2 separate regions of the Homo sapiens genome follow, and region 2 is linked to region 1. Evidence: chromatin loops called from intact Hi-C (ENCODE). Cell type or tissue: right lobe of liver. All regions are shown on one strand. Links, peaks and the distances in the headings refer to the core of each region. The heading gives the core; the rest is flanking DNA.

Region 1 (2,909 bases), core at 182-2,681:
GGCTACAGAAAATTTAAAATTATACATAGCTCACTTTCTATTTCTGTTGCACAGTGCTGCTACTGGGCAGATAATTTTGTGGTTAATAAAGAGCTATGAAAATGATTTCCAGCACTGGCAACAGCAGTCATTTCCTAGAAGAGTTTGAAAATACATGTACCAGACATCTATTTTGCTACGGAGCTTCTGAACAGACTGATAGTACCAAGCAAAGCTACACAGAAAAAGGCTCTGAGAATTGTCCAACGAGCCTCAGTAATAACTGAGGAAATTCAATTTACCCAGTAGCAGACAGCTCCTAAATGTTTGATTTGATCACAGAAAATGAGAAGCTAACATTAGTTTAGTCACTTCAAATGACGATGTTTAAAGATGTTCTTTTGGCTGGGCGCGGTACCTCACACCTATTAACCCCAGCACTTTGGGAGGCCAAGGTGGGTGAATGGCTTGAGCTCAGGAGTTTGAGAGCAGCCTAGGCAATATGGCAAAACCCCGTTTCTACAAAAAATACAAAAATTAGCCGGGCATGGTGGCACATGCCTGTATTCCCAGCTACTTGGGAGACTGAGACAGGAGGATTGCTTGGGCCCGGGCAGTGGAAGCTGCAGTGAACCAAGATCGTACCACTGCACTACAGCCTGGGTAACAGAGGGAGACCCCGTCTCAAAAAACAAACGAACAAACAAAAAATAAAAAACAAAAAACAAAGAGTTTTTTTCCACGGTTTCCAGTTTGAGTCTGAAAACAGTTTCTTTGGCTCACACCTGTAATCCCAGCACTTTGGGATGCTGCGGCGGGCGGATTCCTTGAGGTCAGGAGTCAAGACCAGCCTGGCCAACAAGATGAAACCCTGTCCCTACTAAAAATACAAAAATTAGCGGGACATGGTAGCGCATGCCTGTAGTCCCAGCTACTTGAGAGGCTGAGGCAGGAGGATCGCTTGAACCCGGGAGGCGGAGGTTGCAGTGAGCTGAGAGCATGCCATTGCACTCCAGTCTGGGAGACAGACTCTGTCTCAAAAAAAACAAAACAAGCAAACAAACAAAAACCCCACAACCAAAAAAAGAAAACCACCCAGTTTCTTAAAAGTTCAGATAACTTGTAAGCTAGATATCATTCTGACCAATGAAATTTAAGCATTTTCTGACAAACTATGCAGTGAAAAGTGTCTTCCAGTTCTAAACGCTGATGCCTGGGAACCCTATGAAACATTTTCCCTCATCTTTTTCTACTATTTTAATCTCACAGACCTGATGTCCTGGCACTGGCCATTGGAAATACCGAGAGACCACATGCCACGTGCAGGGCTGATGACCTGATTCCATGTCAGTGTGGCCTCTTAGGAGGCTGTGTGGCTCTGGGCACCTCTCCAAGCCTCCTCTTATTCACCTACAGAAAGGCTAATGGCACTTGCTCTGGTTACCTCCAAAGGGCCTTGTTAAAAATCAAACATGCCAGTTATGTAAAGGTACTTTGTAAACTGGGAAGCAATGAATACTCATTAAAGTAAAAACAGCAAAATCTCAATCGTCTGGATCCTCTCTCCTATTTTGCTCAACTTGCAGAGAAAGAGGCAAATGATGTAACAAAATATGCGAGCCTAAAAATCTCTCTCAATAATCCCATGTCCAGGCCGTCCCGGAGTTGGCAGAGGCCCAGCCTGTCCTCTACCACGTGTGTATGAGCACTGAGGCACTAGGGGACGGGTGACCGTGCCCCGGGTGACCCTAGGGCTAAAGGTCCTAATGATCAGAAAAAGAGCTCAATTAATGCCCCCCCACTCAAGGACATATTCTTCTTCTCATTTCCAAGGCACAGAGAGAAGTTGATGCAGTTTAGAAAGCCTTCCCCAAAACAAGGCTGAAGGTGGTTTACTAAGCAATCAGTTCCGCCCTAAAGACCTGGGCTCTCTGAAGTCTTACTGCATCTGCCTGGCCGTTGTGGGGCATGTAGTTAGTGTTGTCAGGCAAATGTGGACAAATGTGGATCAAGGTGGGTCTCAGTTCTGCCTCCTGGATTCACCAGGTCTCTTCTACTGTTCTGGAATTATGGCTCTCCACATCCCTCTCCCTCGCTAAATGATACGCTCTTTGAGGACAGGATTATGCCTTTTTTTTTTTTAAATCCTCCCTTAGTGCTCAGCCCAAAGTAAAAATGGAACTGACCTGGGATATTTGTATATTTTATCTTTTCGCCATGGAAAATTTCTAACACACACAAAAGTAAACAGAATAGGATAAGTCCTCATGTGCTCATTACCCAGCTGCAACAATAACCAAGTCCATGTCCAGCCTGTCTCATGCAGGCCTCCCCCTCGGCTAAGGGACATTCCTGCACTCTGGCTGGAGATGCTGAGCAGGAGGCGCTCAGGTTATGAATCCTAATAGTGTGAAGCAGCCTCTGAAGTACACCCAGCCCTGAAATTGAATTGCCACTTAATTCCAACCCTGATGATTAAGGTGTTACATAGTAAGTGTTGAAAACTGGGGGTAAAAATGAGAAGGATTTCAAAGAAATCACTTGCAACCTCACCATCAAGAAATAGCCACTGTTAACATTTGGGTCTATTTCCTGCCAGTCTTTAAATTTACTGTCGGCATTTATGTTCATCATTATTATTATTACTATTATTTTAAAAATGGAACTGAGATAATTGTACCCATGGCAGAAGGTAGGTCCCCAAACCAAACATTTATGAAAGCCAGGGGCAGTGGCTAATGCCTGTAATCCCAACATTTTGGGAGAGTGAAGTGGGAGGATCGCTTGAGGCCAGGAGTTGGAGACCAGCCTGGGCCATACGGCAAGACCCTATCTCTACAAAAAATTAAAAAATTAGTCAGGCATGGCGGCATGTGCCTGTAGTCCCAGCTACTCAGGAGGCTGAGGTAGGAGGATCACTTGAGCCAAGG
Region 2 (2,909 bases), core at 320-2,819, 55 kb before region 1:
GTAATCCGAGGACTTTGGGAGGCTGAAGCGGGTAAATCATGAGAGGTCAGGAGTCCGAGACCAGATTGGCTAAAATGGTGAAACCCCGTCTCTACTAAAAATACAACAATTGGCTGGGTGTGGTGGTACATGCCTGTAGTCCCAGCTACTCGGGAGGCTAAGGCAGGAGAATCGCTTGAACCTGGGGGGCGGGGGTCTGCAGTGAGCTGAGATTGTGCCACTGCACTCCATCCTGGGCAACAGAGGGAGATTCTGTCTCACAAAAACAAAAATGAATGGAGTCTCCTTCAATGAGCTCCCTCTTACTAGAGTGTAAATGGCTGATAGCACTGCTAAAGCCCTCCTTGCAGTAAGCACAGGGCTGCTTGGCTCCCATTGATGTGGGTGGTGGGTTTTCAGGCCAGGAGGGCAGGAAGTTGGGGAGTGGGTAATGGGGGCTGCATGATTGGGCCGTAAGTCTCCAGACATGCGGGCAGGCTGAGCAGGGGCTGGGAAAGCCAGAGTCTTGGTACCCAGCTGAACTCCAGAACCTTCCAGGAGGAGCTGCAGAGCCTACGGAAAATTCCCAGGCTATTTTCGGCCGAGGCCCCCTTCTCCCAGCCGACACACCCATCCCTGGGGCAGTCAGGGTGGGCGTGGCTTCCTGCCCCCACCACCCTGGGCTCCCTCCCTTGGCCGGGCACTCATCAGAGCCTGGGGGCTGACTGGGGAAGGGGGTGCATGGCCAGCTGGGCACCTCCTGGTGCAGCCTCTCCCCCTTACCCTGCTGGCTTTTTCTCCGTAGCATTTCTGCTGTCTGACTTACTCCGTATTTCACCAGGGTCTTTGTTAGCCGGGCGACCCTGGGCAAGTTACTTGACTCTTTGTGTCTCCGTTCTCCCATTAGTGAAATGGGGATAGAATGAGCTGGGCTGTGTGAAGTGTTGTAAAGTAGTAAGCAGAATGGCCCCAGGACACTGCTGTGGTGGTGGTAGTCATGGTCTGTCCCACTCCCTTATCTGTTGGTTCAATAGGAAGTGGCAGAGTTCATCAAGGTCCCCTGTGGCAGCACAGGTGCCCAGCGTGCTGTGCGGTGAGGTGAGGCTCCCCGCTCCATGGACGTGTGCATACAGACGGCAACAAGTTCACGCATGCATACACGTGTATGCGCTCAGATGCAGAGACAGCCATGTGTGGGCACATATGTATGTGTACACATGCGTATATACACAGCACACACATACACATGTGCATACACCTACATACCTGTGCACAAACGAGCACACATGTACATGCAGCCTGGCAGTCATGACACCTTGGTCGTGACATTTGGTCGAAGTTTGTTGCAGGCCAGAAGCTCATCTGAGTGGCGGATCTGTTTGCAGCCTTCCTCCCTCCCCCAGCTGTGGGGAGCTGAAGGCTAGTCACAGAGGGCAGGCCCTGTCTTCTGCTGGGGACACTCCAAGGCCATGCCTGGTATTGCTGGGAGAGCAGTGGCTGGCTGGAAGCTGGGACTGTGCTGGTGGGCGGGGCTGCTGTGTGGCCCCATCCTTGTGTATGTGTGTATTGTGGAGGGGACACAGCAGAGGCTGGCCAGGGCCTCAGAGCTGGCTTCTGGGTGCCTGGTTACCCGCCCCCCAGTTGTTTTCTTTCCAGCTGGACTTTGCCCGGCCCTCCCCCGCACTGAGGCCATTCACTCCTCTCTGCTGGGCCTACTGGGGAGTGAGTGGCCCTTGGCCAGGCCTACTCTGGCCACCCCAGCTTGGCTTCAGCCCAGATGGGCCATGAGAGGCTGGATAAAGCTCCTGGGTCTCCCAGTTGGCACTGCCCCCGCCCCTAGTCACGTCTGCTCCGTGCCTCAGTTTCTTCCACTATCAGGTGAGCAGGAATGTAGCCACCTCCTGCTGGGCTGGGCATGGTGCTGAGTGCACACCAATGCAGTGGCAGCCAGCTGGGGCTTTGGGTCCTAATGCTGGCAAAGAATGAGGCTTGGAAGCTGGGTGTGGTGGCTCACGCCTGTAATCCCAGCACTTTGGGAAGCCAAGGTGCGCCGATCGCTTGAGCCCAGGAGTTTAAGACCAGCCTGGGCAACATATTGAAACCCTGTCTCTACAAAAAATGAGCTGGTTGTGGTGGCACGTGGCCGTAGTCCCACAACCCAGGAGGCTGGGGTGGGCGGATCACCTGAGCCCAGGAGGTTGAGAGGCTTCAGTGAGCCATGATCGCGCCACTGCATTCCAGCCTAGGTGACCAAGTGAGATCCTATCTGAAAAAAAAAAAAAAAAAAAAAAAAAGCCATCCTTGTGGCCATTCCTGGACCGTCTGGAGACCCTGCTCTGTGCCAGTGCCTGTGCTGGGCCCTTGGGACACAGAGGGGCCCTGTGCTGCCCTCAGACTCCTCACCCCTACAGGCCATGAGCTTCCAGTGGCATCTCTGAAGGATTGGGTGCACTTGGGGTGTTGAGGGGGCTTGGGTGGAGAAAGAAGGGGGCCCCCATTTTGGGTCTGTGCCATTCACCCAGGGGAAAATGGGTGTGACAAATGGAAGATGCAAGGAGGACGACGATGGTGACAATGACAGTGATGATGATGATGACGCGGCATGATTCCTGAGCGGGCCCTACCCTTTCCACCGCCTTTCCTGCCTCCCATTCCTAGTCCCCCACCCATCACATGGTTTCCCCACTGGCCTCAGTCCCACCCGGGCCCTCAGGGCCTTTGCACAGGCTGTTCCCTATACCTGGAACAGCCTCCCTCCGTTTTGCAAATGGCTACCCCTTTCTTGCTGTTCAGGGTCCTGCAGGCACCCTGATTAGCGTGTGTATTCCCACCCTTCTCCCCCTATCCCCTTCTGTCTGTTTCTTTACAGCCCTTTTGGGATCTGTAATGATCTGGTTTATGTTTATTTAACTGTTTATTCTCTGGCTTCA

What was found. Hi-C counts contacts between places; a loop is a spot of excess contacts. Peaks named below come from ENCODE experiments on the same cell type or tissue, not always from the same donor. Only the 100,000 strongest peaks of a DNase experiment are listed, where the experiment ranks them.
Region 2: a loop joins it to region 1, with 2.7 times the contacts of the local background. A loop is called at or near these places in 67 of 110 quality-filtered maps.

The regions. Positions count from the first base shown.
Region 1 is chr16:8,807,585-8,810,493 of GRCh38, reverse strand. The region is part of intron 4 of PMM2 (phosphomannomutase 2); the gene reads right to left. Among named protein-coding and RNA genes, the nearest start is that of PMM2, 11 kb to the right of the region's middle. In right lobe of liver, for the core only: no CTCF peak of the experiment used is centred there; DNase peaks (open chromatin) are centred at 1,333 and 1,683; H3K27ac peaks cover 1,439 bases.
Region 2 is chr16:8,862,477-8,865,385 of GRCh38, reverse strand. All of the region lies in intron 1 of CARHSP1 (calcium regulated heat stable protein 1), which reads left to right. Among named protein-coding and RNA genes, the nearest start is that of CARHSP1, 5.1 kb to the left of the region's middle. RefSeq lists an enhancer at 1,000-1,159. In right lobe of liver, for the core only: a CTCF peak has its summit at 1,433; DNase peaks (open chromatin) are centred at 1,575 and 2,105; H3K4me3 peaks cover 911 bases; H3K27ac peaks cover 2,500 bases.